2 separate regions of the Homo sapiens genome follow, and region 1 is linked to region 2. A link is a loop called in an ENCODE intact Hi-C map of the cell type or tissue named here. Cell type or tissue: PC-3. All regions are shown on one strand. Links, peaks and the distances in the headings refer to the core of each region. The heading gives the core; the rest is flanking DNA. Region 1 overlaps SLC25A21 (solute carrier family 25 member 21). Region 2 holds the start of LINC00609 (long intergenic non-protein coding RNA 609).

Evidence for each region. Hi-C counts contacts between places; a loop is a spot of excess contacts. Peaks named below come from ENCODE experiments on the same cell type or tissue, not always from the same donor. Only the 100,000 strongest peaks of a DNase experiment are listed, where the experiment ranks them.
Region 1: it touches region 2 in a loop (7-fold over the local background); 4 of 110 quality-filtered maps call a loop at or near these places.

What each region holds. Positions count from the first base shown.
Region 1 is chr14:37,143,440-37,155,578 of GRCh38, forward strand. The region is part of intron 1 of SLC25A21 (solute carrier family 25 member 21); the gene reads right to left. Among named protein-coding and RNA genes, the nearest start is that of SLC25A21-AS1, 23 kb to the right of the region's middle. In PC-3, for the core only: CTCF peaks have their summits at 6,466 (motif pointing left) and 7,238 (motif pointing left); a DNase peak (open chromatin) is centred at 7,262.
Region 2 is chr14:36,064,330-36,076,468 of GRCh38, forward strand. LINC00609 (long intergenic non-protein coding RNA 609) reads left to right here and starts at 6,098. Exons shown (of 3, transcript NR_073454.1): 1 at 6,098-6,356. LOC105370452 (a long non-coding RNA gene) reads right to left here and starts at 3,400. Exons shown (of 3, transcript XR_943752.3): 1 at 2,659-3,400. In PC-3, for the core only: CTCF peaks have their summits at 5,332 (motif pointing left) and 6,310 (motif pointing right); DNase peaks (open chromatin) are centred at 4,862, 5,362 and 6,302; H3K27ac peaks cover 939 bases; H3K27me3 peaks cover 2,003 bases.

The sequences.
Region 1 (12,139 bases), core at 2,780-10,779, 1.1 Mb after region 2:
ATTCATGGACATTGGAGATAACTAACTTTAAAAATACTTTTGAAAAGCAGATTGTAAACAGAGTAACATAATAATAATGTCAGCGTGTAAACAATAAAACAGCTGCTTAAAGCCCAGGTAAAAGGCATTTTAATGTGTCTGTTCATTAGCGTGTGTGTGTGTGTGTGTGTGTGTGTGTGTCTGTAATTTGTTTAAGAGGAACAAGTATGAAAGGGGAAGAAGGCATTTGACTGATTTCATCATCATTGTCAGCATGGATCAGATATTTGGGGTTCCATGAACACCTATTGTGCTTTCCCCAGCATCTGGGGCAATGGAGCAGACAGGGCCAGTTTATTCTGTAAGTGGTTCAAAGTTTCTTTTTCCTGGTTTTCCTATCATAGCTTACATTTTGTCTGAGGAAAAGGCACAGTTTGGAATCTATCAAAAGCAGTTAAATTGTTGGAAACATCTAACACATTACAAAGTATAATTAATTAAATTTATCAATGCAGTTGCTGTTTTCCTAGAATAAAATGGGGGTTTTAGAAAGTCAAATTCAGCAGTTATTGACAAGAGTCAGAAAAGCATGCAGTGACTTGGTGGGAAGCTCGGGACAGGTCTTGACTGAGAGCACTGATCCTTGGGGTCGAGGGCTTAGAAAAAAATACAGAAACTAATGAGAAAAAGAGAGCCAGCTAATTACAAACTTGAGTAATAATGTCACTGTCAAATCTTGGGAAAAGGACTGACAGATTCTATTTAACCTATAAATCAGTAGTTGTCAATTAGGTGGTCTCTTTACCACTGGGGTGAAATATGGAAATGATTTATTTAAATTAAAGACAAGGCCTTTGTATTACTTATCTCAATTAATAATGATTGATCAAATTTGTTTCAAAAAATGTTATGCAATTTAACACCTCAGAAGTTACTATGAATGATAAATAGAATACCTACACACATATACATTCTCTTCTTTTAAAAAAATTTAGGTTTAGAGGAGGGGAGTGAACCAAATTATTTGATAGAGTGACTACTAAAATATTAGTTAAGAACCACTCCTGTGGACCCACTGTGGAATATTGGAAAGGAAGTCTCCAGAAGCAAAGTAATGACTCCATTTTCAGGGGTGGCAGAGGGGAAAACAACTTCATCAGGTGAAAAAGAAGATTATGTTAATGAAATCCAGGTTTGAGCACAAAACAAAATTCTACTGCCCCAAATCAGTAGTTAAGTGAAATAAGATAAAGTTTCTAGAATGTAAACAGAAATATAGTTTATATTATAAAAGTAGAAAGAATTATAGTTAGCATATATGCATGTATTCATAAGATGTGTCACTCATATGTGAAGTTGTTTTGGGTTTTTTTTTTTGTTTTTTTAGTATTTTTAGTAGAGATAGGATTTCACCATATTGCCCATGCTGGTCTTGAATTCCTGAGCTTGAGCGATCAGCCTGCCTTGGCCTCCCAAAGTGCTGTGATTACACGCCCAGCCTGGGTGGTTGTTGTTGTTGTTGTTGTTGTTGTTGTTGTTTGTTTGTTTTTAATATTTGGAAGAGTCTTAACTACTCATATGTTTTCCCTCTCCATTAATAATAACTAACACAGAGCATTCAGGAAGTGCTAGTCACAATTCTAAGCACTTTACATGCCTCAATCCATATGATCCTTCCAATAACCAATGAGGTAGATTGCATCCTATCTCTATTTTATGGGTAAGGCACAGAGATGTTAAGCTGCCTGCCCAAGGTAACACAGCTAGTAAGTATTAGAGTTGGGATCTGGTATCAGGCATTAAGACATCAGAATCCCCATAGAATACTACCTCCTTCTCTTACCTCTATTCTCTATTTTTTTTAAGAGATGGGGTCTCGCTCTGTTGCCCAGGCTGGAGTCAAACTCCTGGGCTCAAGCAATCCTCATGCCTTAGTCTCAGGAGTAGCTGGAACTCCATGCCTGTGTGCCCAGATTTACCTCTATTCTCTTTGTAGCATGAAGTGAAATCTAAAATACTAAAATACACACACACACACACACACACACACACACACACAGAGAGATGAGCTAAATAACTCTTTGGGACACCACAGTAGGAATTTAATAGACTAGAACAGAAAATTAAGATTAGGTTGCTATGACCCCACTGAGTAAGTCCCCTATCATATGACTGCCACATGTGTGGGATTGACTCAGATATCCCTGAGGGCATGTGGGGCAAGTAGAAAGATGGGCTGGAAAAAACTACAACTAACACAATGACATTTGAGCTTGAGAAAACAAACCTACCTCCAAACTGTAAGCAACTCAACAATCAGATACTCTATACTTCTTCTAACTATTCCTGGAAAGCCAGGTATTAGGAAAAAACAGGTCTCCATCCACACACAGTCAAAATTCAGGAAGACAAATTTCTAGGTTCACAGAATCAATGGGACTTGGATTGACTCCTTCTTAGAGTAACCAGGGCAGGAAAACTAGAGCCCTTTTTTATTTCCTTTTGCAGCTATCAGGAATAAAATGGAACAGTACATCGTCTACAGCATTCGGTTCCTAGGGTAATGTCTCAATTTGATGGCAGGCAAACAGCAATGATTCTCCTCACCACCAATGACACTGGGCATGAAGGAAACAGCACCCACTCCTTCAGATTGTTTAGGAAATATCTCCCTACCATCTTGATGAAAAGTTTTGAAGTTTTAAATTAATTCACATTAAAAATTGATAAATAAAACACTTGACATTTATTCATTCATCTATTCATTCGACAAATGTTTATTGAGTACCTGTCCTGTGCCAGGTTATCTTTTAGGCACTAGGGATACACCAGAGTACCAAACAGACCAAGAGTTTCTTTTGTGTGTGTGTGACAGTATATACAGTGGTACAAACATGGCTCCATGCAGCCTTGATCTCCTGGGCTCAAGCAATCCTCCCACATCAACCCCCCTAAGTAGCTAAGGCTACAGGAACGTGGCATCACCCCCAGCTAACTTCTGTATTTTTAGTAGAAACAGACTTTCACCATGTTACCCAGCCTGGTCTCTAACTCCTGACCTCAAGAGATCCGCCTGACTTGGCCTCCCAAAGTGCTGGGATTACAGGCCTGAGCCACCACACTCAGCCCAGACCAAGAGTTTTACCTTCATGAAGCTAATAGTCTACTGATAAAGATAAGAAGAGCATGTTTTAATATATAATAAATGATGTCATTATTTTACATCATTTATTCAACAATTAGTATTATGCATTCATTCTTACATTTAACTAAACATGTCAATGTTACTTACAGATCAATAAAATTTAAAAACTAGGGTATTTTATTTTAATTTAATATGTAGCTATTTTCTCAGCTATGCAATGCTGATAAAATATATATGAAAAGTGTGACATGTCTCATGTTTATTCAAATGTAAGAATACATAGATTCATATACGCCGCACAAAACATAAAAAATGCAGGTATTTTCCAATCTAGAAATAGTTAATTTGCTAACAACTTGTACATACTAATGATCACTACAGCTCCCATTTTCTCCAACCTTAATGCCTCCTAATTCCCAACTCTGGTTTGCACTTGCCCTTTGGTTCTTCTCTGCTGTCGGACTGTTCACCAACCATCCATTTATTCATTGCACAAGGACGTACTAGGAACCACTGGAGTGAGACCCTCTAGAACTCCTTCACCCTTGTCTCTTAGGACTAGGGCCTCTTGGAAGTTGAAAGAGACCCAAGACTCTTCTACTAATTGGGAACTCTCAAAATACTATTATAAAAAATAAAGAAATGCCAGTTAACAGCGTTATTAAAATTTACTTTAAGGACTTACATTTCACATAGTAATTCTTTTAACAGACACAATTGCAATGACAAAGGCAATGACTTTATATCTGCCCATATTTGAAAGAAATGTCAAAAATTCAAATTTATAAAGCCCTCTGTGAAATATGAGGCCCTATTCAAATGGCCCTCCTGGTCTTGTCTGTCACCCTTTCCTTCTTGGCTGCTGGCACCTTCCTATCTCATTGTCAACGAGAAGCCACCACACTATCTCCACATCTGAGTATCTCTATCCCATTCTCCACCAGTTAGAGCTCTTAAAACCTCCAGGGAAGCTAGCCTCAGAAGGACAGAGGACCCTATATTTGGGCTTAGGAATCCTAAATGCCCTAGGGCTTAGAGCTGCCATTACTGGTATTTCACACTTATTTCAGGTTTTTTTTTTTTTTTAAAAAAAAGGAAGAAAATTTTTGTGGCTTGCCCATGAATTGCATAACATTGTTCTAGGGGGAAATGCATTCTGACCTCAAACTCACCTAAAACTACAGATTTTTGAAACATGACATATATGTTTAGGGCATTACATGAGACCACACTTTTTCTCACACATGGTAACTATATTTCCTTTTTCTTTTTTTTCTTTTCTTTTTTTTTTTTTTGAGACAGAGTCTCAACTCTGTAGCCCAGGCTGGAGTGCAGTGATGTGATCTCAGTTCACTGCAACCTCCGCCTCCCGGGTACAATTCTCCTGCCTCAGCCTCCCGAGTAGCAGGGATTGCAGGCACTCACCACCACACCTGGCTGATTTTTGTATTTTTAGTAGAGACGGGGTTTCTCCATGTTGGTCAGGCTGGTCTCGAACTCCTGACCTCAAGTGATCGGTCTACCTGGGCCTCCCAAAGTGCTGGGATTACAGGCATGAGCCACCACCCCCAGCCCTTATTTTCCTTATGTATTTTGCTTATATGTTTTTCCTACATATGGTAACTGTGAGTCTTTTTTCATTCAACTTGCCCGCAAATGTGATTTTATATATACTGTCATATATTTCTAACTTATATAAATAATGCAAAGTAAAAGATGTCCTTGAGTTTATAAGGTAAAAAATATTTTTGTGTGTAGCTACACATTGTATATTTTATATTGATTGTATGTCAGATTTCTATTATAGAAAGCAAATCATACTATTTAGCATGAGATCATCTTCATTTAGATACACCATAGGTCAAAACACAGATGTTTTGTCTTCATTGTTGCTCTGAGAAACTATGATTCCTACAAGAAACATTCCCTCCACCATCAGTAAAATAAGATGCTATGAAAGAGGTCAAAGTATTTGACGTCTAAATCAGAAGGTATTTTCTTTACTTCTGCCATATTTCTATATGGTTACATGGGGATATATAAGCAAAACAGGTCTCAATGAAATTGAATTGCTTTGTGGCAAATGCATTGAATAAATATACATTTATTGAGCAGCTACTATATTCAAAGCACTGTGGTAGGCCTGGAGATACAAAATAAACATGACTTGGTCTCTTCCTTAGAGGGGCTCACTCTTCATAAGACTTAAAAAACAAGAAATAGATCCAATGCACTCTTTTAAACTAATAACAAAAAATCAAGGAAAAGTAAAATAGATGCTTGTGAAAAGCCTCTTTGCAGAGTGAAATGGAATACTACATATTATGTAAGCATACCAATGAAAACATTATCAGTATATATAATGCTGGATGACGGCTATTTAAATATCCAAATTGAATGAACAAATGATGGCTCACAATAGCCTCAACCTCCAGGGCTCAAGCAATTCTCCCCACTTTGGCCTCCCTAAATGCTGGAATTACAGGCGTGAGCTATCTGTGCCTGCCTAGATGATCCATTTTTTGACTATGGAAGATATGAAGCCAACAAGAATCACATAGACATCATTATCACCACTGTTTTTTTTTAACTTAGATGCCAGTGCCTCTACTTTTCTCTTTTTCTTCCCTTCCTTGCTTCTTGTTGAACTTCTAATCTCCAGCTATGAGCTCAAAATACAAGGTATACACCAATGCAGATGTCCATGAACACATGAAAGAAACAGAAAATCTACTGTCACTTTCTTGATGCTTTATGAGGCAAACCTAATGAAACTATATTGCTCTGTAAAACAAAGTTGCTTACCATTTTCATATCATATTCCTATTTCAACTTTACAGAATATAAATTAAATGTTTTCTTAGGGCAACTAAAAACTGCTCCATCAAAAAAAAAATCCGCTAGGGCCGGCCACGGTGGCTCACACCTGCAATCCCAGCACTTTGGGAAGCTGAAACCCCATCTCTACTAAAAATACAAAAATTAGCTGGGCATGGTGGTGGGCGCCTGTAGTCCCAGCTACTCAGGAAGCTGAGGCAGCAGAATCGCTTAAACCGGGAGGCAGAGGTTGCAGTGAGCTGAGACAGCACTACTGAACTCCAGCCTGGGCACAGACTCAGGCTGACTCACAGAGCAAGACTCAAAAAATAAATAAATAATCACTAAATAGTCTTTAATATTTCTTATATTTAGTACAGTACCTTCAATATTCATCCTCCTTAGAACTATCTTGAAATCCCTTAGCTGTATACATTTCTCATTAAGAGAGAAAAAATAATTTAATTTAGTAATTATTTAAAAATTTTTTAAAGACATGGGAAAGTTATACTGCCATCTTGTGGTTAAAGTTTGATTACAGAAGCAAGCACTTCTGGCATTTCCCATTCATAAACCAAATCCACAACATAATATGTATCATACTTAAAACTTTTTCCTTACAGAAGGAGTAGGGTTGAAGGAAAAAAATCCTGTTTAGAACTTACATTCAAGAAAAATTATTATTCATACATATACCCAATTTCTTATGTTAAAGGCCACTGAATTAAAACAAGAAATGGCATTTGAGTCCCAGATACATAAATAAAACCTACGTGTTTGGCACTGTAGCTCCTGTTTAGAGATGTTTATAATTTATTATGACTATAATACATACCCTAGCCCTAATAACTTTGAAAAACAAAATTATGGAATCTAGGAGTTTCAGGTAATCTCTAAGATCTACAAGAAATTATGACATTTATCCTAAGCTTATCAATGATTTCTATTTTATCCAGGACTCTAATTCAAATTTTACGGCAAGAACCAACATAAAGAAAATAAATATTATACAAATAAAAACAGTTTCTTCCATCCCTCTTTCTTACTCATATACATAAACCCATTTTTCCATACATACACAGGTATGAATCACAATTAAAAGAAAAATTAATTCCCAAAGTACAGTCTGTATTTTTCAAGTGTAGAATTCTCTATGATCTATGCAAGGCAAAGATGCTTTGCAATAGTGGAATGTAATCAGAAGTTAACACACTTCTAGATCTAACTATATCTGCAGAAAGCTTTTCCTTTTAAAAAGAAAATAAAAAGCAAATCACCAAAATTATAGGAAGACAGCGCCATCTATAGGTCTGCACAAGTACAGAATAGTAATCTTAGTTTCAGATATAAATGTCCACTGTGATAAACTAGCCAATCAAATGTGCTGTCCTAGGCGGACGCTCCAAAATAATGCTGCTCATTCTCAGATCTCTGGAGAGGATCTTGCAATTTACTCCAAAGTGCTTTAACCTGCCTCTACAATCATGCCCCAAAATGATAGTGATAATAACAGCAATAGAAGCCTCAAGCAATCAGAACAAAAACTAATGTTTTTCACAATTGTATTATTCTGATTTGGCATACTTGATGGTCGATAAATATTGGTAACTTTTCAAGAAATATTAGCACATTGGTAGGTTCTCTCTCTCTCTCTCTCTTTCTCTTCATTCTGCAAAATTACTTTGGGCCATGATTCTATTTTAGGTGTCATCCAATTCTATCGAGTTCTATTGAATTTCATTCTTCTTTCTCCAAAGAGGAGGCTATACGTTCTCCCTACAGTAGTCTATTCTAGTTTTTACAGACATTAAATTACATGCGACTTAAGATTCCCTCCTTTTTCAGACAGGCCCCTCCTGTCCACTCTTGGGTTGCTCTCACTCTACTGAGTCACACCAGTATCTTATTAGTTGTGTGCGAATTCAGTTAACAATACGTGAGGGTGGAGGCTTGGCCCACTTCCTGACCAATTGCCTGTAGCATCTGGCAGAAAAAAAGATGCCGCATTAATGCCAACAGAGGCACTGCTGGTTAATATGGAGAATTTCATACTTAAGCTATGGCTGGCATTTAAAAATCTGCAAAAACAAGAAATGGACTTTTGTACAAGGGCAGACCCTGTTTGTTCATTAACACTCAAGTTCAAGAAAAAGCTGTGGTATTTAACATAACCAGAGAGAAAAAGAAGACTTATGGGGGCAATACTTGAAGGGGCTGCTTACCTGATTTCTCATTCTGCACACTAAGAGGCAGGGTGGAGTAATGGATGAGAGCTCAAGCTTTGAAAGCAAAGAGCAGAGTTTGAGTCTGTGTCTGTCATCAGCCTTGAACAAGATATTTAATTTCTCTGAGCTTCACTTTCCTCATCTTCAAGAAATTACAAATTGGCTCATGCCTGGAATCCAGCACTTTGGGAGGCCAAGGCGGGCAGATCACTTGAGGTCAGGAGTTCAAGACGAGCCTGGCCAACATAGTGAAACCCTGTCTCTACTAAAAATACAAATATTAGCTGGGCAGGGTGGCATGTGCCTGTAATCCCAGCTACTTTGGAGGCTGAGGCAAGAGAGACGCTTGAACCCAGGAGAAGGGGTTTGCAGTGAGCCGAGGTCACTTCACTGCACTCCAGTGTGGGCGACAGAGAGAAACCCCATCTCAAAAATAATAATAATAATAGAGATTATTTAAGCAAAGTAAGATGCTTTGCACATAGTAAGCATTCAGTAAATGTTAGCACTCAAAAGATAAGATTTATCTTACTTTTTAAAATCTTATCATACTTATTGACTATGATAGTTAGGAAGGATCTACCCAACCCAAACAAATATCCCAGGAAGTTCATTGTGACTTCTAAAGATGACAAAAAGAATGAATGAAAAGACTGAACTCAAAATAGAAATGAGAAAATGATAATTTGTTTGAAGGTCTGATATTAGTTTCAAAATATATCTCTGAAACATCTTTGAAAACCATTAGCGTCCACTGACTCTCAATTTCATTTTATTTCAATTTTTTTTTTTTTTTGACAGAGTCTCGCTCTCTCACCCAGACTGAAGTGCAGTGGCACAATCTCAGCTCACTGCAACCTCTGCTCCGGGTTCAAGCAATTCTCCTGCTTCAGCCTCCTGACTAGCTGGGACTACAGGCGCCTGCCACCATGCCCAGTTAATTTCATTTTATTTCTGCTATATACCTTAAAAATGTGAGCCTGCAGAGCGCAGAGAAGTCAGAAACACAGTTCTGGAAGTCACCTGCAAACAGACAACACTGAAGCCAAAGAGTGGATGGGTTTGTTTGGGGAGTTAGAATGTGTAAAACACAAGAAGAAAAAAACTAAATAAAATGAATTTAAAATAAATTTTTAAAAGACTGTGTAAAGCAAAAAACTTACAAACATGTAGAATATCAATTTTTGAGGAAAGGGAAAGTGGAGACAATAGAAGACTAATCAAATAGGGGAGAAAGGTTCAAGATGGTTGAGTAGGATTTTCTGGCTCTACTTAGAAGAACTGGAATAGTATATAGACAGTCACACTTCAAATACGTTATCCAAGACAGAATGCTGATGCTCAACACAGAAGAGACAGGAAACACCAAAAGTGGGGAAGGAGGAAAAGAGGCAGCATCCCTGGTCAGGACTGGCTAAGAGCTGGGAGTGACTTCCTAACATGAGGAAAGGGTGAGTGACAGACTTCCAGCAGCCCACATCCCCACCATCAGATCATGCAATCCTAGCCACAGGAGAGCCCCTTGACCATCCCAAGCCCTGAAACTAACACAGGAAGTTGATGGGAGACGAAGGGACAGGGCTGCTCCAGGGAGGGAGCTCCCACACCATTTATAAGACCTAAGAAGCTACAGGAAGGTGCCATTTTCAAAGCTAGCCTCTCATAAACTGCACACTGTCCTTCAGGCCAGCAGCACCAAGACTGAGACATTACAAAAGCTCAAGTTATCACTGCTGGAATGAGGAGTAAGATGGGAGCATTCCCACAGCCAGGGATAAGAAGCAAGCAAGACATGAGCTGCAGCAGCCAGTGCCAGGAAGCGGGTGCTGTCAGGACAGAGACTGGCATGTAAGTGAGCAGAATGAGTTGCTGGTGGGACTTGGTTGCGAGTTGGGTGGGTGCTCCTACAGCTGGGGTGGGGGAACAAGCTAAGCATCAGCTACCACTGCCAGGGTAGGGGGTGAACCCCCAGGACTGGGGCTAGAAAGAAACGTGCATTCCCTACCCACTGGCCCAGGCTGTTGCCACAAAGACAGCAGCTCCCTCTCCAGTGGTGGGGCCTCAGCATGGCTGCTACTGTCTCTAACACAAGCACTTAGCCTGAGGCCTAAGGATCATCCTGGCCACCACAGCTGGTGCCTGCTCTCACCACAAGCCCCACGAGCCTAGCTTCGCTCCTTCACTTCTCCCACCTTAACAGAGCACATAGCCCAGGGTCTCGACTGCTATCTCCTCAGCTGACCTATCTGCAAGCCCCACCTGCAGGACTGGAGACTTCCCCACCCAGCACATCACATCTACTGTCAACATGAACACACACCACTCAGGACCCAGAGAATCATCCCACTACAGCTTCTGCCATCATCCATGCTATACTGGCTGCCAGGTGATTGAAAACACACTCTATGACCCAGTTTACTGCTGCCATTATCAACATCTGAGCAAGCCACCTAGAGGCCCAAAAATCAGACCTCTAGTAACCACAAGTACAGGTGGCAGCATACGTCACCCTGGGGCACAAAGATAGGGATACTCAACCCACCACTGTCATCACTGGTGCCTGGAAACTGGCCCACCTGGCATCTTAGTCCCCAAGCAGAACATCACCACAGACTCCACTAATAATTGCACCCCAACCCACACAGATATCACTAATCCTGTTTAGAGCCAAAGAAATCATACAAAGACTACACTGCTGCATGCCCTCAGAATTAAAAGCCAAAGTGCCCTACCTAACAAACACTAAAGCTAGGTCTTCTGGAAGAAGTCCTCTCCTACAAAAGTAAGTTCAAAAATAGGAAGACGTGATTGTTACACCAGATGTGCAGATATAAACATAAAGACACAGGAAACATAAAAAAAAATCAATGAAATATGACTCTCCAAAGGAACACAACAATTCTCCAGTAACAGTTCTTAATCAAAAAGACATTTTCAAAATCCCAGTATAATGCAAAATATTGATTTTAAAGAAACTCAGTACAAAGACAACAGAAAAACAATTCAAGATATGAGGGAAAATTTTACTAAAAGATAGATTTTTTTTTTTTTTTTGAGATGGAGTTTCACTCTTGTTCCCCAGGCTGGAGTGCGATAGCATGATCTCAGCTCACTGTAACTTCCACTTCCCCAGTTCAAGCGATTCTCCTGCCTCAGCCTCCCGAGTAGCTAGGATTACAGGCATGCACCACCACACCCAGCTAATTTTGTATTTTTAGTAGAGACAGGGTTTCTCCATGTTGGTCAGGCTGGTCTCAAACTCCCAACCTCAGGTGATCTACCCGCCTCAGCCTCCCAAAGTGCTGGGATTATAAGTGTGAGGCACCACGCCCGGCCGATATCTTTTTCGAAAACCAAATAGAAATTCTGGACCTGAAGAATTCATTGAAAGAAATAAAAAATACATTTGAAAACTTTGGTAATAGAGTAGATGAGGCAGAAGAGAAAATCTCAGAACTAAAAGACAGCTCTTTTTTTTTTTTTAAGATGGAGTTTCACTCTGTTGCCCAGGCTGGAGTGCAGTGGCACGATCTCAGCTCACTGCAACCTCTGCTTCCGAGATTCCAGCAATCCTCCTACCTCAGCCTCCCAAGTAGCTGGACTACAGGTGTTTGCCACCATGCCTGGCTAATTTTTGTATTTTTGAAGAGACTTGAAAGAATAAGCAAGGCTTCATGACATTTGGGGCAACATACAGTGACTGAATTTATAAATTATCAGTATCCTAGAGGACAAAGAAACAAAGAGAAGATTAGAAAACTTATTTAACAAAATAAAATAAGTCTAGCAGGAGATGTAAGTCTAGCAAGAGGATATTCAGATACAGGTGGCTCAACAATACCTAGGAAGATACAATGCCAAAAAGTTTTCACAGCACATTATAATCAGACTGTCTAAAGTCAAAGATAAAAAGATAATTCTAAAAATAACAAGAGAAAATCATCTAGTCACCTATAAAGAAAACTCCATCAAA
Region 2 (12,139 bases), core at 2,482-10,481:
GTAGTTGTTTAATAGGTTAAGTGATCTTATAGATATTTTTATCGTTTTTGCAACAGCTTTATCCTGATTTCTTTGTGAGAAAGCTTTTAATGTTTCAAAAATGTTGAGACAGACTTTTGTTAAATTAATCGCATGAAAAATAGTATATCTTTTTCAGTAACTGGGGATTTTCATAAAAGCCATCAAAGATATAATATTAGAAGATCTGCTGTTAAGATAGCTGTTGTCATAAAAAACTGTTGATGAATTTTGAATTTTGACTATTAACTGTCCATGCTAATCAGATATTCAGAGAACAATAAACAGCATTTGCTAAATTCATTTTTAAGGAAGTCTCAGTTAATATAACTGATTCTTTTATATCTCCTCCTAAAAGAAGGTATTTCTTTGAAATATGCTCTTGCTCAAAGTTTAAGATCTGTAACAATTTATCATGCTCTCAGAGTCTAGTCTTAAGCAATTTAATATCATTGTGACAGGTATTTATTTACCATTGAAGTAAGAATCATTATTTGCTGACACTTTTTTTGACACTTTATGATTTATCTTTAAGTAGTCCTATTAGATGTGATAGGAATGAATTAACTTAATTTTATCATGATGCTCATAACTTTATTTCCCCCACAGAGGCAGCAAAGCAGTCTTCGTGCATGCTACACATCTGATTTTTCTCTTCCCAATGCTGTTTTTTTCAGTTCGTGCTTCATTAGTAAAAATATGTGTCCTAATTTAAAACACACTCAATTCTGAACCCGGAATATTCCTTTAAGTAGATACATTTGAGTAGGTCTGTTCTCTTGAAAGATAGCTTTCACCCAAATGCAGTGTCTGTTTAGTATTTTTGTACCATAGAATAATATGTTTTGAATGTTGTTATTTACCTGTGAGTTCTTTACCCTTAGTTTTTTGCTCTGTCTGCAGGTTAAGTGACTAGCCTAAGGTAAGAGCCAGATTTGGAGCTTGGAATCTGATAGCCCTTAGGGTGCTTTATTCCCTGAGCCAATCCACACTTCTACCTCAGTAAAGGAATCAACTGAGGGCTCAGCTTTTCCTCTGCAAGAAACCTGCTCTCTGGGACAGTAAGTCACGACCCCTGTGAAAACATCTAAAAAACATATTCAACTTTGTTATTGCTTCATGGCCTCCTAACAGTACAGAGTGATAGCCTCTTCGTGAGGGAAGTCTATTGAAGGCAGGCTGCTGTGTAATGCCATGGATCTGATTTTTCTGTGGACCACTCTGTCTGTATTAATCATGTCGTTATACGGAGACCATAAGGCATGAATGACATCGCATGTGTGAAAAGAAAATATGAGTTTTGTGATTTGGCTGAATGGAAAAGTGCTGTGTCCAGTGTCACAATACCTTTTCTGACTTCAGCTGAATATTGCAGTCTAAATCACCACACAGTTCAGGTCTTATTTCCATATGGTGGCATCTGATACTGTTCATTTACTGTTTGGGTGTCAGTCTTGCCTCTCTCAGAACATACTGATCTGTTTGTGTTGGGGGATCAAGTCATATCATTAGTATCCCTTAGTACATCTGCTATGGTCTGAATGTTTGTGTCTCCTCCCCTACAAATTTATATCTGGAAATTCTGTCCCTCAAGGTGATAATATTAGGAGGTGGGGCCTTTCGGGAGGTGATTGGGTCATGAGGGTAGAACCCTTGTGAATGGGATTAACGATCTTATACAATAGGCCCAAGGGAGCTCATTCATCCCTTCCACCACGTGAGGATGTGGTGAGAATGTGCTATCTATGAACCAGGAAGCAGACCCTCAGCAGACACTGAATCTACCAGTCCCTTGACCTTGGACATCCTAACCTCCAGAACTGTGAGAAATTCCTGTTGTTATAAGCCAGCCCTTTTATAGTATTTTGTGATAGCAGCCTGAATGGACTAAAACAATGTCTAAGACATTTGGCTGATTTAATTGTTGACTGAAAGAACTTTTTTCAAGGATATGGTACATAATTATATGAATGTCCTTTATTGCCAGCAATACTGACTGTACAACTTATGAAGTATAATAGCATGATGATTAAGAGCTTGGTTTCTGGAATCTGACTATAACATTTCTTCTACTTGCTATCTTTGGAATCTGAGACACATTCCTTAACCTCTTTGGGTCTTAGTTTCCTCATCTGTAAATAATAATAATAAGGGTTACTACCCATAGTGTTGTTATGAGTTTTAGATGAGTTACTATTGGTAAAGCAGAGAACAGTGTCTGGCACATAAGAAGGGCTTGCTATTGCTATTTTAAGAAATAGTTAAGCCTATAGGGTCTTGACATCCAGGTTGGCTATGGTTTGTGGGTTCAGGAAACCTGAAGATTCTATTCACACCTGGCCTAGGATCTCTGTGAAAAGTTTTGAGTTATGACTCCAGAGCTGGCTCTGGAAAGTTTCCCATTGGTCAGATGAGTACATGTGAGAAATGGAATTGAGTACGAATATAGCCATTTGCAAAAATTTTGGCCTGAGGCTAAGATGAGTTACATTGATTGACTCAGAAGTCGTGGCAATAGTCTAGCCCTATGTACTAGAAGTTCTGTTATTTCAGCAAGAAATAGTTAAAGAAAATTCATCAGAGGATCCTAAGGCTCAATGAAATTCTGAATTCAAAATCTCTTTCAGAAAAGTCACTTACCGTTACAGTAGGTTCCAGTTAGTTGAAGTGTAGTCAACCCGAGCTTTGGTTAAATAATCATGTGGTTCTGAACCACGTGGAGCAAATGGTAATGGAGAATGTGGTCACTCATCTCCAAAGCTGGCCCACAGGGAAGTCTCCTTTCCAGCACTCACACTTGTTTGGTCTTCTCCCCATGAATCCAGGATGGTCCTCCAACTTGCTTTTGCCCCCACAGAGTGCAGGGGATGCAATGCTCTGTGGCTTCTGAGGCTAGGTCATAAGAAGGCTCACAGATTTTGCCTTTCTTCCTGGAAGGCTCTGGGGGAGGCTAGTCATGAGGCAAAAAGTCCAACTCTCTGGAAACAGCCATGCTGTGAGGAAGTGGTGTACCAAGGCTGGGGGCAGTGGGAATGGTCCACTTAAAAGTACAGAGATTAAAGGGATGCATTGTCTATAAAGAATTTAAAAAGTTTACTAAAACCAACTAAAAGTTGGTCTTCCTTTTCTTATCAGCATGCACAAGCAATTCTAAACAAGGCTCAGCGATAACATATCCCTTCCCATGAGTGGATCACTCCCACTGCCTCTTTCACACACCCTGCCTCCTGCAAGCCAATGCTGTGAAGCCCAACCTAGCCATGTGGCAAGGGAGATGTCTGCCCAGTCTCCAGCTGCTCCAGCCATCCCAGCTCAGGCACCAGTCACTTGAGGGAAGAAGCCATCTTGGATGTCCAGCCTAGTCTGGCTTTGAGAAGACTCTAGCTCCTGCTGCCATCTTACTGCAGTTTCATGAAGGATCAAATGTCATAGCCATCCAGCCGAGCCTTGGCAAACTACAGACTGTATAAGGAGTTTTTTTAGGGCACTCTGTTACGCAGCAATTGATAAACAAAAAAGAGAAGAGGCATGCAAGAAGAAGAGAGCCTCTTCTCTCTTAAAATAGCAACAAGTGTCCTTGGCTGTGTGGGGTCTCTAGAGATCAGCTAATCTTGATGTTGACAGAGGCCAAAAGTACTTGATTTCACTACCGGATGGAAATTATATCTGTGTAGATGTTGCTAAGCAACAAGAGATCAGAAACCTATAAGGAGTGACCATATAATGCAAAGCATTGAGTCAGCCAACTGAGTTCCTCCTGCACTTATTTTTTAGAACCTGCTTATAAAAGAAGCAATGTCCACAATGTGTGGGGGGAGGAAAGTCTCCTGGGACCTTAAGAGGAAAGCGTACACTTCATCATAATTTGCCTGCAATGATCAGCAAACGAAAAAGTCAATACACAACCTGAAAAATGGTCATTGTTTGTGATTTAAAAGAAGAGTAAGCTTTAGGAATAAATACTAACATCACTGGGAACTCTGTCTCATCCTCACATCCTTTGAAAAGGCATTTGTAAGTGTTAAAATCCTTTCCCCTTGAAATACCACAAAGCTGCAAATATTTATTAAAACATCCAAATCAGTAATGTCTTTCTGAGATTTACAAGGATATTATTAGGTGGTCAGTGAACTTGAGGGTTTTTTTGCAAGTCAGTGGGACCTAAAAACTTTTCCTTTGGCTGGTCAGAGAAGCAGGCTGAGAAAGGGGGACTCTTACTGAGGGTTTTGTGAATAGCCTAGTAGCAGGTGCACACGAAAACACTAATGGTCAGAATAAAGTCTACACCCCTTAACTGTTCCTCACCAGCAATCATTTTCATTATTTCTGCTCAGTGACCTTTCATTCCCTCCATTTTTCTCTGATAATTAGATTTCTTAAATTAAAAAAGGTAGGGGGAGAAATGATAAGCTCAATAGAAGACAAACAGGAATTGAATGGATGTATGCATTTATTTTTAATATGTTTTAGCAAAACCTGTATGTACCTGCCCCCCCCCCGCAACACATACACATCATTGGGCTTTAGAATCCTTGCTGAGATGTGGGTTTGAGGGAGATAACCACGTGTGGTGAGTTGCAGAGCCTGCCCTCCGCCTGCCACCGTTGCTGTGGGGAGCGCACTCTCTGTCGAGCGCTGCTGTAGCAGACCCACCAAATCCCATGTAAGTGGTCAGAGCACAAATGAGGTTGTCGGTGGGTAGTCCTACCCTATTCATGAGCTCTTTCAGAACAATTTTCATTACTTTTTTTAAATACTGTTTTTGGCAAACACTTGATACTTGAAATAAAAAATGCATGAGTCACCTACTGGGATAGGCACAGTGTGTGGTTCATTGAATTTAGCTAAATTGTGAGTCATCCATCAATAGTCCTCTTGGTGAACATACTTGTAATAATTTCACACATTACAAACAAAAATAGGTATGATTTTCAAGATTCTTGAAGCTGTTTCCCTTGGGGATTCTTTGGATTGTGTTTAGAGTTTTTTGTGTTGCTAGGTGGTGAGAAACTTGTCAGCTTTGTTTTCAGATGGATCCAAGGCTTGTGTCTCTGTCACGTGATAAAAGAACTTTGGTTTGGGAGGCTCAGGGGCAGAGTATGAAGCTGAGCGTCATGAAGTGGGGGGAAACAGGAATTAGCGATTAATATTTGTCCTTGTCAGATCATTGACTTTTAAGATTGATTTTGGCATCTGAAAAATGTTTGGCTCCACTCTCAGGACAGAGTCAGAGCAGTAAGAATATGCACCTGTGTCCCCCACCCCCTTTTTTCTGATAGGAGAGAGCTGAGCAGGGTGGTTATGTGTCTGTGCACTACTGCCCTCTGTTGGATGGCACTAGAATTTCTCTGTATCCACACCCCAGCTGAATGAGCGCTCCTGGTTGGCTGGCAGGTGACCCAGGCAAATATGTCATTATTGGACTAAGACCAATTAAAAAAAAATAGTTGGCCTGTATAAACTAAGAGAGACCTCTCTCTGGTGGAGAAATAAGAGTGTAGACTTTCTGACCTGTAGGGTTCTTCTATTCTGGTGGCTGCCGGGCAAGAGGCTGGCATCTGCTGCTGAATGACAGGACAGACTTTGTGATTAAACTGCTAGATCTTTGGCTTTTCAGGAAGTGAAAATAATCACAAGATAAAGTATCCTTACTTGCATTTTTCCCCTTTCATAAGTGCAATAGGGCATAAAAGGGCTTTGGCTTTTGGCTACAATCAGAGGTGAAAGTTTTTATATGGATATAAGAAGAGAAGTTAAAGCTCTTTGCAAACTATGGCTAAAGTGCCATGTCAGTAAGACGTATACAGTGACCCAGGACACTGGCTGGGAAGTTTTCTTTGTTTTGGCAGATTCCTCTGCCCTCCTTCACCTTCTCCAAGGTAGCGAGAGTAAGTGTCCAGGCATGAGCCTTGGGGATACTGTCCTGCCACTACTGGCTGAGTAACTTGGGAAAGTTGTCTGACTCTTGGGCCACATTTTTTCTTTTGTGTAAAATGAGGCATTTGAAATAGATGCTATCTCAGAGTCGCTTCATTTCTGAGATGCAATAAATTATCTTTTCTTCCTAGATGATAATGTAAGCACAAAGAACAAAACTATTTAAAGACCACACACATACCCTCTCAAACAAATCACCTCCCTTTGGGAAAGCAACATGTTCACTGTGATAATTCAGCATCAGGACCTGAGGTGGTGGGAACAGCTTTGGCTGGTTTGCTGCTCTCCAAGGAGCTCCTGTGCCGGCCGCATTGGACAAGCATCTCTGCCCTGCGGCGCAGAGTCTCCAGGACCAGCAGATGGCGGACTTGCACAGTCCACACATTTTCCAGGTTCTCAAGGTAAATGGTACTGATTAACATCCAGAAATAACACCCACTGATGTTTGAACAAATTGCAGCGTTTTCCAGGCCACTAAAACCATGGCACTTTGTGAGCTGGAACATTTGCTAATATTTAAAATGGTTAGAAAGATTGTTAATCTATAATACTTTCGAGTGTTAACAGCCTCTTTCACCCACGCATCAGAAACCCTTAATAAATTGGCCTTCTTTTTTTTCAGGTGGGGAAATTAGGGCAGAGGGTCAATTGGCTAAGATCACAGCAGAACTAGTCCAAATAATTCAGACTATACACCTTGGTGATCTTTTAGAATTGTCGTTCCTCTTGCCCTTCCTTTCTTTAATGCCCACTTCTCTTGGTTGTGGAGGGGAATGTGTGTGTTGACTGGGGATATGGAAGAGGAATTGACGTCTTCTGCACTTTGGGGCATTGCCACCTGCCATGGTCATCAAAGCTCCTGATCGCCACAACCTGTATTCAGAATACCTGTGATAATAAGAACTGGCATTTATTGATTACTTACTTTGAGCCAGGCATTGTTCTAAGCATTTCTCACACACTAATCATTTAATCCTTCCAGCAGCCCATAAAGGAGGCAGAGAGAGTAAGTAACTTACCTAGAATAACAGATCTTTGTATTTTTCTAGGCTCTAAAAGCAGCAATGACTTCAATCTATTTTTTAGTGGTAATCACTCTTTCACCCCAGATATTTTCCAGCTAACAGATCATTGACTGATTTTTAATATTTAAATTGAGAAATTTATTGGAGCTTTGGTGATAATCATGTAAGTAAGCCCTGGTTATAGTAGCTTGTAATGCTATTATTAGTGTTCAAGATTTCCTTTCACAACCTTGTGCTTAGAAGGAATGATTCACTAGAAATGGAAATAAGATGTAAATGAAATGGGGAAGCTTGGCAATTTAATCACTCAAGTAATACATATTTTCAAAGTGCTCACTTAATCCACTAGTCACAAGGCGGCATTAGAGATGTGTTGGGGGGTTTCACTCCAACAACATTTATTTATTTCAAAAACATACATAGTGGTTACTGCATACCAGGCACAAATATTAGTTCACTTAATTCTCCTCACAACTATGATGAGCCCCTTTTACAGATGAGGAAACCAAGGTTCAGAGAGGTAAGAAACATAGCTAGTAAGTGGCAGATCAAGATTTAAACCAGCCCCTAGCTTCTGATCCATGCTCATAACTACGAGGCTGTGCTACCCCTATCAATAGAAATCAGGTATGCTGGCGGGACGTACAGTAATTTAACCAGAGTCAAAGACAGAAACAAACAGTTATAGTGTTGATTTCCTCCTAACAACAATCCTTATATAGCAAATAATTTCTTTCTTTCCCTCTCTCTCTCTCTTTTTATTTTTTGAGACAGCGTCTCACTCCATCACCTAGGCTAGAGTGCAGTGGCACGATCTTGGCTCACTTCAGCCTCCACCTCCTGGGTTCAAGCGATTCTCATGCCTCAGCCTCCTGAGTAGCTGGGACCACAGGTGCATGCCACCATGCCTGGCTAATTTTTGTATTTTTAGTAGAGACGGGGTTTCGCTATGTTGGCCAGGCTGGTCTTGAACTCCTGGCCTCAAGTGATCCACCTGCCTTGGCCTCCCAAAGTGCTGGGATTACAGGTGTGAGCCACTGTGCCTGGCCATTATATAGCAAATAATTTCTAAAATAAAAAGTGAGACTAAAAATAGCTAAGTTAGCTACTGGCCTTGATAAAGGAGAATAGGAATTATAAAGAACAGGAAACTGTAGGGAGACCTACAGATGTTTTGTTTGTTTGTTTTTGAGACAGAGTCTCACTCTGTCTCCCAGGCTGGAGTGCAGTGGCATGATCTCAGCTCACTGCAACATCTGCCTCCCAGATTCAAGTGATTCTCATGTCTCAACCTCTGAGTAGCTGAGACTATAGGCGTGTGTCACCATACCCGGCTAATTTTTGTATTTTTAGTAGAGATGGGTTTTCATCATGTTGGCCAGGCTGGTCTCAAACTCCTGGCCTCAAGTTTTCTGCCTGCCTCAGCCTCCCAAAGTGCTGGGATTACAGGGGTGAACCACTGCACCTGGCCTGTTTTTTAAAATGGGTAGTGATGTTTGTGATACTTAGAACAATAATTAGTTCATCATTTTTACTGAAGACTAAGCAAAAGGAAGTTGTGTGATATCACAGTTGTGTGTGAGTGAACATCTGTTGTTTTTCTCCTTCCCCTTTCTGTGATGATGTCGTCCTTCACGGCATGTTTCCTAGGAGAAAAACCTTCTCCATTTATAAGGTGCATGGAATCCGCTGGGGATCTTGTTGAACTCTGGATTCTGATTTGGTGGGTCTGGGATGCAGCTCCAGATTCTGCATTTCTAACCAGCTACTAATGCTGCTGGTGTGCGGCCTGCTGGGAGTGGCAGGACTCCTTACCTTCCTCATCCTGCTTGGGTGTGGGGTTGCCAGAGACAGTACCTTCCACATCACATTCCTTCTACCTTCTGCATAGGAGTGGTTGTCATGTGATCCAGATTTGACTAGATATGATTCTTATCTGGAATTTGGTTCTCCTGCTCCCAACTCATATACCTAGGAGAAGCCTGGCTTCAGGAGGAGGCAAGGAAGCCAATTCACTGAGAGCTGCAGAAAGAGGAAAGGAGAAGGGGGAGAGAGAACAAGGATGACTGGATGATGTGCTTTGAGTTCTGGAGGCCAGCTCTATCCAGGAACACAAGCCAATAAAGTCCCTTTATGCTTAAGCTAATTTGTATAGTTTCTGTTACTTGCAATTAAAAGGGTTCTGCCTAATACGGAAGTAATTTAGATTTGATATAAAGGAGAATTCTTTACTGTAACAGGAGGGCGCTTTGCAACTCTTGCTAAAGACCATTGGGAACAGAACAGATACTGAGGTTATTTTAGGGAGACTTGCAAGAATAATATTAAAATATTTAATAATTAGCATGGCATGGATGCTGACCAGTCAAAACAGACACCAGCCACAGTGACATTCTGGGAACGCCAGCCTTGGTCACCTGGATGCCATTTGTAGTAGGTACAGGATCTACAGTATTTTTGTGTTGTGAGTTATATGCCTGCATTCTTTAGGCATATAATTTTGCTAAGGAGGCTTTCATTAATGCTTTAAAAGATACAATGTTCTCTTACCTTTTTTTAAAATAAGTTATAAACTTCCATTTTCCCCCAATATTTTTACACAGGGTTAATTCATTGTGATGTCAGGTGATCATCTTCATTTTTTTAGAATAATCTTCAGAATGTTCTCCTATAAAATTAATTTTAATATCCCTAGCCTTTACTTAAATAGGACTATCTTATATTATTCTAAATGTATTAAGTAGATAACTGATTAATATTACAAAAATGGATACCTTTAATCTTTAGGAATTCTAGAATATTAGATGAAGTCGAGAGTGATATTACAATTTGGTTTTACTTAAACATGCTAAAAATATACCAGAAGAAGCCAGAGTCAGTTTCCAGGAGTTACAACTATGGTGTATTCTATCTTTAAAATATGCTGTTATGAAGAGAAGTGGGCTAAAAGGCACAAACATACAGTAAGAGAGAAGGAATAAATTCAATGTTTGATAGCAGAGTAGGATGATTATACTTAACAAACATGTATAGTACTCAGGTGACGGACACCCTAAATACCCTGAGTCACTCACTACCCATTATGTGTAACAAGATGTCTGATCTACCCCACAAATTTGCGCAAATAAAAAAATAAAATACTCTATTAATCTCACCAGGAGTGGAATAAATTTTTGTGCTTGTGGATTGGTGGACAAGGGGAATAATGGTGATGGAAAAATCCTGGAGACGCTTAGGCCCAGTCACTCTTTTAATGCTTTCTTTGCTTACTTAGTTTAAAGGTGGGAGCATTGCATTAGAAGCCCAGAGATCCGGCTTTTAGTCTGACACCTCCCTGAATTCCACTCTGCACCCCCACCTCACCGTCTCAGTTTCTGCTTCCCCGGCCCGCCCTGAAGCCCCACTCTTTTGTTGTAGAACAGCATTAGTAGAGTCTATCAGAGGGAAGAGGCTCTTTCTAGGAATAAGATGCTACACGTTATTCTTAAAGGGAACGTGCTGCAAGCTCAGAGGCTAAGATTCTCCAAGAAAGAGTCAAAAGGCCTTGATACAACAAAGCAGGATTCCAGAGCAGCCTGGCATTGTTCCAGTCTGAAGTATGGGGTGGTTCCAAAATTGGGGACCGTGGAAATAGATTACAGGGATCTGTGGCTCTAGAACACACAACAGACCCTGTGAATGCACTGAATAAATACCTCGCACGTATTGTGCTACTGTTTTCTAATCTATGGAAGTGCTGTTTAAATGACCAAATTACAGTTATTAAAAGTATGAATAAAAGGAATGAATTCATAGTAGCTTTCTCTTATATATATTTTTTAAAGACCTAAGATCTAAAATATGAAATGCTAAGTCTAGGTCATATGGCAGTCTCCTCCTTTAAAAATTTAAGCATGTTAAAAAAAATAAGTCCGTGAAATTTTATAGGTAACTTGGATTTTTTTAAAAAATGAAAACTGAAATTCTTTCAGCAGTGACTGTGTGTGTTTTTTTAATTCCCTGGATTGATCAGAGGGTGCTCGCTCTCTATCCTTAGGACTGTGAAGAATTACCTAGAGGCAAGACAAGAGCTCATTAATTAAATATTTCCGCGCTGGACACTCATCTGCCTGACAGTTCTCTCATTATGTGCCCCTGAGAGGGGGACTAGTTGTCAGCAGCTGATGTAAAATAATTTTCTCACGGTTATAACTGCGTGGGTAAAGGCTTGATAGCAGTTCTTCATGTCTGTTAGGTAAATCATTTGAGGGAAAAATGGTTCTGCGCTGAAGGGAAAGTCAAAACATCTCATGCAAAATCTTAAATAAGTTGTTTTTTTAAATGAGAAAAAAAAAATGAACTTTCTCTAACTGTAAGTATCTTCTGTTTGTGCCCCAGGGATCCCTCTACCTTTGCTGTCTCTTTCCTCAGGTATATTTCTCTATTTATTCATATAGAGAATATGCTATATGCCCTGATGTGCTATATCAGAAATAGCAAGCGTGACTAATTCAGTTATCCTTAGTGAATATTATAAACTGAGAAATTTGGTATTCTTTATGGCCTTTTTGGTGGGCAGGATCTCTGGGTACTCTTTCCGTATTCTTTTGCTTGATAGAGATGAGCACATTTAAAAGCCAAATCTATGTCTATGATCTATGTCTGCCTGCAGCTAACCCCAGTTGAAAATTTTGCTTTGTGATTTCTTTTTATTAGGTTGATGCAAAAATAACTGCAGTTTTTACAGCCTCTGGTTATGTGGTCAATTATTCTGGTTCCAACTAATCACATCCTGTTTCTGTAATTGATTTAAATGCAGTAAAAGGAGGCCCATCTTGAAATGTAAAAAGTCATCAAAGATCTACCTCCAGAAAAGCACTGGATTCATAGTTTTACAAGCCAATTCCTTAAAACTTCAATGAAGGAGATACTATTTTAAATATTTCAAAGCTTCACAATGCATTTTATAATCACTCTGATGCTCAAAGAAAACAACATGTAAAACTTCCATACAAAGATGCCTTAGTGCCCTGCCCACATCCCATGGGGCCAGAGTGGGTTCTGACTTAACCACAGCCAGTCTGTCATTTCTTCTGCCTCAGACTTCCCCAATCCCTGGGAGCTTGGTCAGCCTGCGTGCAGGAGCAGCCCAGGAGTGTGGATGAGTTAGTGTCCCCAAA